Linked DNA regions of Homo sapiens: all the other regions are linked to region 3. The links are chromatin loops, found by intact Hi-C in ENCODE. Cell type or tissue: ascending aorta. All regions are shown on one strand.

Region 1 (4,000 bases), 74 kb after region 3:
TTGTTTCTTACATGCTGCATTGGTTGGTATCCATTCAACAAAAAAATCTGTTTAGGTAATAATACATACAGATCATTTCTCACATCTACATTTCCTTGTATAGGAGAAAAAGAACAAGTCTATCTTCTGAAACTATGTTCCTGTGATGATTTTTTTTTGAGACCGATTCTCACTCTGTTGCCTAGGCTGGAGTGCAGTGGCACAATCTCAGCTCACTGCAACCTCTGCCTCCCAGGTTCAAGCGATTCTCCTGCCTCAGACACCCGAGTAGCTGAGACTACAGGCATGAGCCAGCACGCCCGGCTAATTTTTGTATTTTTAGTAGAGACAGGGTTTCACCATGTTGGCTAGGCTGGTCTTGAACTCCTGACCTCAGGTGATCCACCCACCTTGGCCTCCCAAAGTTTCAGGATTACAGGCATGAGCCTCTCGGCGCAACCCTCTTCCTGAGATTTTTTATCAATGCTATGGATTCAAATTCATGCCTTTTATAATGTGCTTCCACTTGCTTCATGTTGTTGGCCCTTTCTAGGTGTCCTTCTGAACAGACCTTCACATGGATGATATTTGCTCCGGGAGAATGCAGCATGAACACACAGATTTGGTCACAGTAACGAATGCTCCTTTGAAGACCAGCTGAGGAGGCCGGGTGCGGTGGCTCACGCCTATAATCCCAACACTTTGGGTGGCTGAGAAGGGCAAATCACGAGGTCAGGAGTTCGAGACCAGCCTGGCCAACATAGTGAAACCCTGTCTCTACTAAAAATACAAAAATTAGCTGGGTGTGGTGGCAGGAACCTGTAATACCAGCTACTCAGGAGGCTGAGGCAGGAGAATCGCTTGAACCCGGGAGGCAGAGGTTGCAGTGAGCCGAGATCGTGCCACTGGACTCTAGCCTGGGTGACAGAGCAAGACTCCAACTTGAAAAAAAAAAAAGCTGAGGAAAGAAAGATATTATTTTAGCACGTTATTATTACTGATGTCACTTCCTCCTTCTTTGTTTCTTTTGCCTTTTTCTCATATGAAACATCATGTCATTCCTAAAGAGGAGAAACTCACAGGTCAAAAATGTAAGGCTTTCTCTGTGTCTGAGAGGAAAATGTTGTCATTTAAAATAAAATACCTCCTACCAAGCAGAACAGCCTTCCTGAGTATTTCATTCCTGGGACTGTTTGCATTCTTTCTCAGTGAGCTACAGTGATAGGCATCAGAACCTATTTATAACAGGAAAGAAGAGATATTAAACTATTCAGTGCTATGTTAAGAATAAAACCCTCAAGTAATTGGATGGAATTTCTATGTGCCTCTTCCCAGCAAGCATCCCTTACCCTTTTGGGGGAGACATGGCTATATGTCAGGCCTGTGAGAACCCAATGCAGGAACAGCATGTGATATGAAAATGGAAACTGTCAGATTGAAACCATACATGGCGAAGTCAAAAAGAGACTCTTTCTTGCACTGTTTCAGAGGTATGCTGGGGTTATTTCAGTGCTGTAAGAATAAATAGAACTTGAGGCACTTTGGAGGATAATGTAAAAGTATGTGAGAGGACTCTGCGAATTTTCCCAGGCAACATCTCCCAGCCAATTGTCTTCTAGCTTTCACTCTGACCTTAGAAAACATGATTGCTGTGCAATAGGGTCTGTGCCTTTTGTAAGCGCACCCAGACTGGCCTGCTTGTTTAAAGACATGAGGGAAGCTTCTGCCTAATACTGTGTTCCTTAGGATTGTGAGGACAGAAGTACCAAAACCAAACAAAAAGAAACCAACAAGACAACCATGAAACTCCAAACACAAGACAACATTGTAAGTTACTGGATAACTAACGATAAACTACACAAAATCATAGAATGCATGACCAGGGTAGGAAACTAAAAAATCCTCAGTCCAAGCTCCTCTTTAGCAAAGGAAGAGAACAAGACAGAAACTAAAATACCTTGCCCCATAACCTGGCCAATTATAACAGAATTGAAATCACTTCTTATAGCTTCCTGTCTCTGAGTGCAAGGATGCCTTTCATTGGGAAACGCAAATCAGTAACAGAATTACAAATGGAAAGCATGTCACGTGGTGGTGCTGCAATGTGTCCAATCCTTTGGCAGTCCCTAGACCTCCCAATTCTGCAGCCCCTGTAGCTATGCAGCAGCCACAGATAAGCCACGGTGTCTTGGTGGTGCAAGTACCCAGGCTTGGGACAGCCCCAGGAAGAATAAAGTAACCGGGCATTTTTAGGGATAAAAATAGCCATTCAAATTAAAGAGAGGGTGGTGCTGGTGCCGTGTAAAATAGACAAAGATACAAGTTTAGGTAGTAAAAAAAGATGATTGATGGGAGGTGACAGTCTTTCCCTTGTATTATTTATTTGTCTAGCATTGAGATGTCCTCTTTCAATTACACTGGCTTTTAATACTATGAGAATTGGCTGTTTAATAGCAAATTTTTTAAACTCTGGAATATGCCTTTCTAGCTGAAATTGTATATGAGAAATACACTTTTTTCTATAAAAGTATTTATTTAAGTTGATATTCTGGCTTTCCTGTAGAAACAAAGTCATGTCCACGTGGCCCTCAGTGTCCCAGAACTTCAGTATGGAGGATGGTGCTTTCTAGTGCTTGCATCTCTTCTTCATGCCTGGGCATGACAGAAAGAAACTTTTCTTCTAATTCACACTGCTAAGCCATCAGACCTACATTAGAAAATAATTATTAAATCTATATCAGTCTGTGTTATGAATTTGGGTCTTCAGTCTGTTTTCCTAAACTCTCCTTTTTGGTAACTTGATACAGCAAACATGTTCAGAATGAAGGAGAAAGGAAAAGCTAGATCAACCCTTTGGTTATCCTGGGTTTTATCTTAGCAGATTTTTGAGTGGATCAAATGAAATAATACATGTAAATTTGCTTTGGTAAACTTTAAAATGCTGCAACAATTTAAGATCCTATAGTGACTTTAAACATTAACTCGAGGAAGTTTGTTTTAATTGACAGTGTTAAAATATATAAAGAGATATATACGTATCAGAAAATAATAAGCCCAGGCATGATGGCTCATGCCTGTAATCCCAGTGCTTCGGGAGGCAGAGGTGGAAGAATCACTTGAACCCAGGAGTTCGAGACCAGCCTGGGCAGCATAGTGAGACTTCATCTCTGACAAAAATTTAAAAACCTAGCCAGACATGATGGTGTATGCCTGTAGTTCCAGGTGCTTGAGAGGCTGAGGCAGGAGGATACCTTGAGACTACGTGTTCAAGGCTGCAGTGAGTCTAAGGCACATCAGCCTTAGTGACAGAGTGAGGCCCCATTTCTTAAAAAAAGAAAAAAAAGAAAGAAAGTATACTAATGGCACATGTGTTGCACTAGTAGCCAGGCACTGACCTCAGTATGCATACTGATTATCTCACTTGATCTTATTAACCTTGTAAGGGGAGTACTATTATTATTATTATTTCCACTTTAAATGTGAAAGTTAAGGCTCAAAAAGATCATACAACTAATAAGTGGCAGAGCCACAGACATTTATAACTCCAGAATATATGCTTCTGACCACTAGGCTCTAATACATGAAATAGAAGTGATATATTTCATTGTACTGTAAAAACACTTCGTATATAACTTTATCATTCTGCTGATCATATGCTAAGCATATCAAGTTTTGTTTGGTTAGGCTTTCTTTCATTTTAATGACAAATCTTGGAAGACAAACTATGCTATGTTCTTTATGAAGGGAGCTCAGAACAAAATAGGCTGTCATTAACTGGCAAACACCAGTGATTCATGTGAAAGACTATTATCTTTGGTGAAAGAAGGAGTGCTAGGCTAAGGACCGGGAGCCAGGAATCTGCCATTTCCTGGCTGTGAAATTTATGTAAGCAATATTACTGGAATACATAGCCTACACATCCTTTCTAGCTCTGAAATTCTATGGTTCTCTTATAGAGCCCTTCAATTGAAGATCAGGCATTGTCTATGTAAAAGGCGCATGTAATTCAAATCACAGGGAA
Region 2 (4,000 bases), 120 kb after region 3:
AAGCCAAGGCGGGTGGATCACGAGGTCAGGAGTTCGAGACCAGCCTGGCCAAGATGGTGAAACCCCGTCTCTACTAAAAAGACAAAAATTAACCGGGCGTAGTGGTGGACACCTGTAATCCCAGATACTCAGGAGGCTGAGGCAGAGAATTTCTTGAACCCAGGAGGCAGAGGTTGCAGTGAGCTGAGATCACACCACTGCACTCCAGCCTGGGTGACAGAGTGAGACTATGTTTCAAAAAAAAAAAAAGAATTTTCTTACATTCAGCAGGCCCTTGGTATCAGCAGGGTGGGGATAAGGGTGAGGTTTGAGGAAGGGATTGGTTCTAAGACACAGATTGTTCAAGTTCCTTGTATAAATGTAGTATTTGCATGTAAGGTACACGCATCCTCCCTATATTTTAAATCGCCTCTAGATTACTTATAATACCTAATACAATGTAAATGGCATGTAAATGGCTATCTTATTTTTTTAATTGTATTATTTTTTATTGTTGTATTATTGTTTTCAAAAATATTTTCAATGCAAGGTTAATTGAATCTGCTAGTGTGGAACTGCGGATATGGAGAACTGACTGTATTTAATATGCAAGCAAAGAGTATGCAATCTGCAGCTATTTTGCTCACTTATGTTCTTTCCTAGACCATGTAGATACGATAGTTTGAGATTAGTGTCTTAGACCCATAAAGAAAAGCATCTGGACAAATATTTGGATTTATTTTAGTGGTTGAAACACACGATTGAAGAAGCTTGGAGACCACAGTCTTGGTAACCCAGAGGGGATCTGGGAGCTCATCACATCCAAACCTTCATTTTAGCAATAAAGCATCTGAAGCTTCCCCCACATCCTAGGAGAAATGATCTGGTCAAAAGCACAGTGTGTCAGCAGCCAAGGCCAACTCTCTAATTCCCACTCCAGGGGTGTTGAGAAAATGAGACCAATAGAGTGATAAAGAATTCCCCTGAAATAGCTGGGCAACTTGTAGGAACCTGTCAAACTTCTTCCTCCAGCGTAGCACAAATTTTAATTGGTGGTACCTAGAACAGTTTCCATTTTTGTGAAAAATGGCATCTGATCAATTTCCTCACTTCCAGTAGAGGCCGCCTGCTGTGGCTGCATTTCTACTGGCCAGTTCTCATTGGCCAGCATCTGCCTTCTTTTCCTGTGGAAATAGAACTTACGGGCAGGAGAAAGGACATATTTGGTAATGTTACGCTCCTCAGCTTCCTGCTCCGGCTGTCTCAGCTGCAAAATGTCAAGGGAAAAAATATCCCTCCAACTTGGAAGGAATTCCAGACAGACCCTGATGCCTGCAAATTTGTCAGAGGGAGCCAAGTCCAGAAAAGCAGAACATGAAGAAGGTTCATTATTTGACTTCAAGAGACATTCAAATAATCAGACACTCTGGTATTTATGATTTTCCCCATTTCAGATGGTCTGTAGTTCACAACATTCCCCTCCCTTTACCGCTGATTCTGAGCTTCCTTTTACGTTAAACCTCAACAGTTATAAAAAGACTCTCACATTACTTGTAAGCCACAGGCACTACTAGGAGACACTGTGTTCACACAGGGCTGTTTAGGGCTGGGGAAGGGCAGCTCTTTTTGATTATTAGTCTGGGGAGGCCAGGCCAGGAAGTCAGGCTCACTTCACCCTGACCACGCCACCGGAGTCCTCATGTAGCTCCCAAGTCTGTGCCAACGCTTCCTGCCACTCACAGCACCAAATGCGATGATCTTTACTAAAAAGCACTTATTTCCGTTGGCTTTCTTATTCATTTAGGCTTTTCTTTTCCTGGGGGGCAGTGGCGGGTGGAATAGCCAGTTTATCCTGACTTCCACATTGTGAATATTCCACCAGGACTGTTTATAAAGTTGAGTTTGGGGGGATCTTCATCTTTCTCCTGGCATTCAATGCATTTTCTGTCTCCTTTAGAACTGTTGCCACATGCTGGCAAAAAGATAAGGAAACTGAATTTGTAATCCAAACCTCGTTAAATTGCTGCACACACATTTTCCCTTCTACTTCTTGCTGTCTGTTTCTAAATGCCATGCTATCTGTTTGTACTCAGTCACCTGAAATCCTTATTTGGGTTCTCCAACAGGCACGAAGGCATCCAAATATCAATTTTAGTAATGGGTGGAAATGCCCACATGAGGAGTGGGATGTTCAGTCTTAACATGTGGTCTCTATGAATAAGGGTCTTCATTTTTTCTTTTCCTAAACGGTCCAGCTCCTCTACGCTGGTTTTGCTCCTCAACAGTCCAAGGTTTGTGCTACTTCCATGGTGATCATCTGTTAGGTCATAAACATTAGATTGTGGCATCACTGAATGAGTCAGTTGGGAGGAAGCTGGGCTGGAAATACAGCTGAGAGCCTCTGTTGACAGATGGATGCCTTCTTAATCACAGCCTGTGTGGGTAAAGGGAAAGCCTTGCCTGGCCAACCCCTCCCACTCCCACCCCCACCTCCTGCATTGATTCACAAACCTGGACTGCTCTGGAGGAGGCTGGGAAAGTCCATCCCCAGGGAATACCACTTTTTTCCTCTTCTGTGCCTCTCACAGGACACCCACATGACTAGGAGGAGGCAGAAAGTGAATAGGGAGCTCTTATTACTTTTTGAGTGTCAGCAAGGTAAACCTGCTTTCATTTGCTTTTCCAAATCCTAAACGTTTCCCTCTTAAACTGTTGATATTGTTAGCATTGTTCGTTTCTCAGTGTGTGTCCATCTGCCTTGTCTGTAAAATGGGCATAATAAGAGCTCACCTTTCAGAAAGCAGTGGGTAGGGCTAGATGGTATAATTATGTTCCCTTTCATCAGTTTTCCCTATCTCTACTAAGCACCAGGTGCTATTGGAAAAATTACCTTTTTATCAGATTTTTAAAATACAGTTGCCTGAGCACATATTTAATTTTAGAAGAAATAGTTTAATAGTTCTAAATGTGGGGTTTCAGAGAGCCCTATGTCAAGAGCCGCTGTACACTAGGTTGCTAGGAGACTGGACAGCCAAAGAAACAATGCCCTTTCCTGTGACCACTATCAAGAACTGCTCAGGATTCCTGCCAGCCTGTTAGCCTTTATCGTTCAGTCATTTTAGACCTCAAAAAGAACATTCCATCAAGGGATCAGGTTCTATCATCTCACTGGAATGCAATGTAAGACCCCAGAAACTCTAGTACAAACAAATTTACTATGGCTCAGATTAATAATAGATAGCACTTGAATGTGTGCCCCAGTTGTGCTCCCTCTCTGCTAAGGATAGGACAAATGAAAATAAATTGCAAATTCAGCAGGGAGATTCAGACCAAACATAAGGAAGAACTTCTGCCATTAAGGACATAGAAGTTGTGAAGTTTGCCCCTTGGGAAGAGTTGTTTAGATTAGCCTGAAAGAGCGTATTTGAAGGATGAAGATGCAGCCCTCACTGGCAATGGAGGACAAGGTGATATGATTTCCTAGGTTTTCTTCAAGACCCAAGATTCTCCTAGTTGTGGAAAAGTGACTCTGTGCATTACTCACCACTATTAAGATTGTTATTCATGATCAGGCCTGAGTGAAAGCCCGGCTACTCTTACATAACAAAGGCAGATTCTCAGTGTTGGAAGATAACTGAGGAGCCATTCATTTCATCCCTCTTCTTTCACCAGTGAAAAATCGGAGACACAAAGCATTCATTGCCACATGGCCAGCAGAAGAGCTGGGCCTAGGACCAGGACCCCTCAGGCTCTCTGTGCTGTGTGCTGTACTACACCATATTTTCACTAATAATATAGGTCTATTTAAAACATAGCTTCATCTCTGGACCACTGCAGATTTTACATTCTAAAAATGCTTTTATAAGAATTCTGTTTATGACATGAGCAGCACTGAAGCAGAAATCTGAGGAACTCTGGGGATTGGTGTGGCTAAAGATCACAATTTACAAGAATAGTTTAGGCAAAGCACAAAAGAGGAAATGTTATTTATATGAGCTCATTTCTACTCACCAAAACATTT
Region 3 (4,000 bases):
CCTCAGTAACGAGTGGTCTCACTGAGTGAAGATTTGATTTGTGTGTGTGTGTGTCTGTGGAGACAGAGTCTTGTTCTGTTGCCCAGGCTGGAGTGCAGGGGTGCAATCTTGACTCACTGCAACCTCCATCTCCCAGGTTCAAGCGAGTCTCCTGCCTCAGCCTCCTGAGTAGCTGGGACTACACGTGTGTGCCACCATGCCTGGGTAAGTTTTGTATTTTTAGTAGAGACGGGGTTTCACCATGTTAGCCGTCCTGGTCTCAAACTCCTGACCTCAGGCAATCTGCCTGCCTCGGCCTCACAAAGTGCTGGGATTACAGACATGAGCCACTGCGCCTGGCCATGAGCAATGTTTCTATCTTAGATAAACAGTACTCCTGGCAGAGGTAATAGCCTGAAGTGGGAATAAGCCTGGCTTATTCCAGAAACAGCAAGTAGCCCAATGTGGCTGGAGCAGAGTCAGGGAAGGGTGAAATAGTAGAAGAGGAGGTAAGAGAGAAAACTTGGATGTTGAAAGGGACAGGACAAATAAGCTCTTCTGATCACTATAAGGACTTTGTCATTCATTTTGAGTGACAAAAGTAGCCAATTTGAGCAGAGGAGTTGACATGACATGGTATGTTTTAAAAGAATCAGTCTGTCAGCTGTGTTGAGAGTAAAATGAGTGAAGAAACAATAGTGGAAATAGGAAGACCAGTTAAGTGTTTGTTGCAATCCAAATGAAAGTGATAGTGGTGTGGACCAGGGTAGTAGCAGTGGAGGTGGTAAACACTGGTCAGATTCTGCATATATTTTGAAACTACAGTCAGTAAGGCTTTCTGATGAATTCAAAATAGGGTGGAGAGAAGGTGATAGAAGGAGGAGCAAAGGGAGACTCTAGGATTTATTGGCCTGAGCCAGTGGACAGATGGAGTTGTCATGTATTGTAGTGAAAAAGACGACGGGAAGAGCAGTTCTTGGCAAGGTGGGGAGAAGCTTAGTTTATACCAGTTAAATTTGTAATGCCTATTAGATATCCCACTGGAGGTGTTGAATGCATGGCTGGATATTTAAGTCCAGAGATCAAAGAAGAGGTCAGGTTGAAAATATAAATCTGGGAGAGCTCAGCAAATAGATGATATTTAAAGCCATGAGTCTGGGTGAGATTAACCAGAGAGTGAGTAAACTCAGAGAGGAAGACCAAGGACTGTGTTGTGGGGAACTACTAGTTAGGAGAGGTTATAGAACCTGAAAAGGACACTGAGAAGTGGAAAATCAGGTAGGAGGAAAATCAGAAAAGTAGCTCTGTCTTATGGCTACTGAAAGTGAGAAAAAATATTTCCAGGAGGAAGCAGGGACTGTGTCAAACATTGACAACTGACCAACTAAATGAGGATTAAGGAATGACCATTGGATTTGGCAATGTGGAGGTTCTTAGGGCTCTTTACCAAGGCAGCTTCTGTGAAGGGGTGAGGTGAAGTCTCTTTGAAGTGAGATGGAGGGAATGGGATGTTTGCTTTTAAATAATAGCAGGTAGAATGGGAAAAAATGAACAATATAGAAGAGAGAGGACAGACTTGAGCAAGAGAGGATGGAAGCTGGGGCAAAAGTAAAAGAGCTAACATCAGACAGGCTCATAGAGTCACCCATTTCAATGGGACTGACAGCAGAGATTATAGGATGAATAGAAGTTCAAGAGGAAAAATGGAGAATGTATGGAACAATCCTTTAGGAGAAAAAATAGGAGAATCTATATATGAAGGAAGTGTGATGGATTGAATCCAGCGTGGTCAAAGAATTCTTGGTGTCATACATCTTGAAAGAGTAAGCTGAAAATAAAGGATAGTGAATAATTTATAAATGAATAACAATCTGTTTCCAACAGAGTTGTGAAGAAAAAGGGTATTAAACCCTTTTTAAAGGTTTTACTTTTTCCCGAGATTTAAAAGTATCATGAGACATTTTTGGAAACTGTAGGTTTGTACATTTGGTAAGGGCATGTATCCTTATCCGGGAAGGCCAGATTAACATTGACATAGACTTCCTCACAGTATGTGGCAAGACTAAATGAATGGTCTTGGCCAGCAGACTTTGTACTTAAAATATGAGCCAGTGAAGGGGTTGGGACTAATTGGATAAAATGCAGTCCCTAGGGAGAGCTGGAGCAAGAGATCTGTGCATTATGCCTTCCAGACCTGAAAGGGAAGTTGGATTTTAATAGCTTTGACTTACAAAATTAATACCCTCCAAAGAAAATTCACCTGTTGCCAAATCTAATGCCAAGCTTTGAACGCTCACAGTTCCTTCAGGTCGCTTGTTTATTTTTGTTTCTTTCTTTTTTTTTTTTTTTTTCCTCCTTCTTGCCAGTGTCTTCTCAACTTTTAGGCATGAATACTAGAAGGCTTGCAATTTATCTTCTTGAAGAGTTGTTTAATCAGAAGTCCATAATGAAAGAGAAAGAGAAAAAGAGATTTTAAACACTTTGGTTTAAAATGCACTTCTCCTGGCTATGAATTTTCCTAAGTTGTTTGTGTGCATATAAATACACTGTTTATGCCTTGCAATTTGGCCAGCATATTTTAAACTCCAACTCTTGAAAACATTCTTTTTTAGTTAGGTAACGCTGAAAAACAGTTCTATTACAAGTTATTCTATTGACCTGGGTGCCAAGGACTTCTTATTTTTCTTCCATATACCTTCATTTTTCTAATTAGATAGCCCAAGCAGCTAAACTTGATCTATCACACAGTCAGATGTCAGTATTTAGCAAATGTTGTTGCCACTAATGGTTTTTACACTTGTGTCATTTTACAAAGTTTACTTTCAAATCTTGTGAATTAAAGTTTCCATTCAGTATCACCAAAACAAAGAGGCAGGAAATATAGACATAGTTTTCTCATAAAGAGAATATAAAGATACTCATTACCATACCTTTTTTTGATGTTGGCTGGTGTTAAGATAAAATGGATTTAAAGATCACTCGAGAGTTGGCCAAAAAAAAAAAAATGCAAAGGGATTTAGATGCAGGCATTTTGAGGTATATTCCATTTAATCTCGTTTTAATATATAAAATATGTTTCTGGATATATTTTAAAATAAGCTAGTTTCTTGAATTTATTCCATATTGTTTGGTGTTTTAGCTGAAGAATGGACAAATTAAGTGCATCATTATTATCATTACTTTTTTAAAAAAATGGGAAATAGCTTTACATTTTATTCCTAATTATGAATATAATGCATTGCTTACGTAAAACATTCCATCAATAGAGAAATGCATGAACTACAAAGAATACGTCCTCCTCACAATCCCACCTCCCAGGGATAACCAGACTTAGAGTTTAGCTTGTAGCTTTGCAGGTTTATTTCTGTGTGTATATTCATCTTTAGTTTTTAAAACAAAATGAGCTCTAAAATGATCATTTTAGCCCTGTGTTTTAAATTTTATTAATAAATTATCAACCTATTTTAATATATGTGTAGTTTATTCATTTTACTGTATGAATGAGATAATAATTAATTTATTTCATTATTGGGGATTATTAAGATTTCCAGTTTTTATTATTGGAAGTAATACTGCTATTTACATTTCTGTACACATCATCACCTGTCTCATAGGTTTATTGGAATTAAAAAATACACTAGTACATGTAAAATTCTGAAAAAATATATGACAACAAGTGCTTCAAAATGTTATAAATGTATTATTCTCTTTATTTTCTTTGTTGCTAGTGAATATGTCCATATGACAAACTTCTAGAAATGAAATTACTGGGTTGTTAAATATCAAATTGCCCTCCAAAGAGGTCCTCTCAAGTTATACTCCCATCATCAAGGAGTAAAGAATATTTGTTTTCCAACACCATTTAAATTAAACTTTTCAATAGAAGCATCACAGACATATAGAAAAAGTACATGCACATTATAGGTACTGGCTCAACAAAGTGAAACCAGTTGTGTAACCAACACTCAGATCAAGGCAGAGTACATATCATATCCATCACTCTGGGGGCCTCCTTTGGGTT

What was found. Hi-C counts contacts between places; a loop is a spot of excess contacts. Peaks named below come from ENCODE experiments on the same cell type or tissue, not always from the same donor. Only the 100,000 strongest peaks of a DNase experiment are listed, where the experiment ranks them.
Region 1: it touches region 3 in a loop (2.5-fold over the local background); 2 of 110 quality-filtered maps call a loop at or near these places.
Region 2: a loop joins it to region 3, with 4 times the contacts of the local background. A loop is called at or near these places in 8 of 110 quality-filtered maps.

What each region holds. Positions count from the first base shown.
Region 1 is chr6:132,083,818-132,087,817 of GRCh38, forward strand. All of the region lies in intron 2 of CCN2-AS1 (CCN2 antisense RNA 1), which reads left to right. Among named protein-coding and RNA genes, the nearest start is that of MIR548AJ1, 29 kb to the right of the region's middle. RefSeq lists an enhancer at 1,506-1,685. In ascending aorta, no CTCF peak of the experiment used is centred here; DNase peaks (open chromatin) are centred at 635 and 1,618; H3K4me3 peaks cover 1,561 bases; H3K27ac peaks cover 3,983 bases.
Region 2 is chr6:132,129,553-132,133,552 of GRCh38, forward strand. LINC01013 (long intergenic non-protein coding RNA 1013) reads left to right here and starts at 3,020. Exons shown (of 6, transcript NR_187602.1): 1 at 3,020-3,159. RefSeq lists enhancers at 2,385-3,584, 3,353-3,854. In ascending aorta, no CTCF peak of the experiment used is centred here; DNase peaks (open chromatin) are centred at 1,189, 1,649, 2,409 and 3,029; H3K4me3 peaks cover 1,778 bases; H3K27ac peaks cover 4,000 bases.
Region 3 is chr6:132,009,721-132,013,720 of GRCh38, forward strand. All of the region lies in intron 2 of CCN2-AS1 (CCN2 antisense RNA 1), which reads left to right. Among named protein-coding and RNA genes, the nearest start is that of CCN2, 60 kb to the left of the region's middle. In ascending aorta, no CTCF peak of the experiment used is centred here; DNase peaks (open chromatin) are centred at 344 and 2,071; H3K4me3 peaks cover 666 bases; H3K27ac peaks cover 2,944 bases.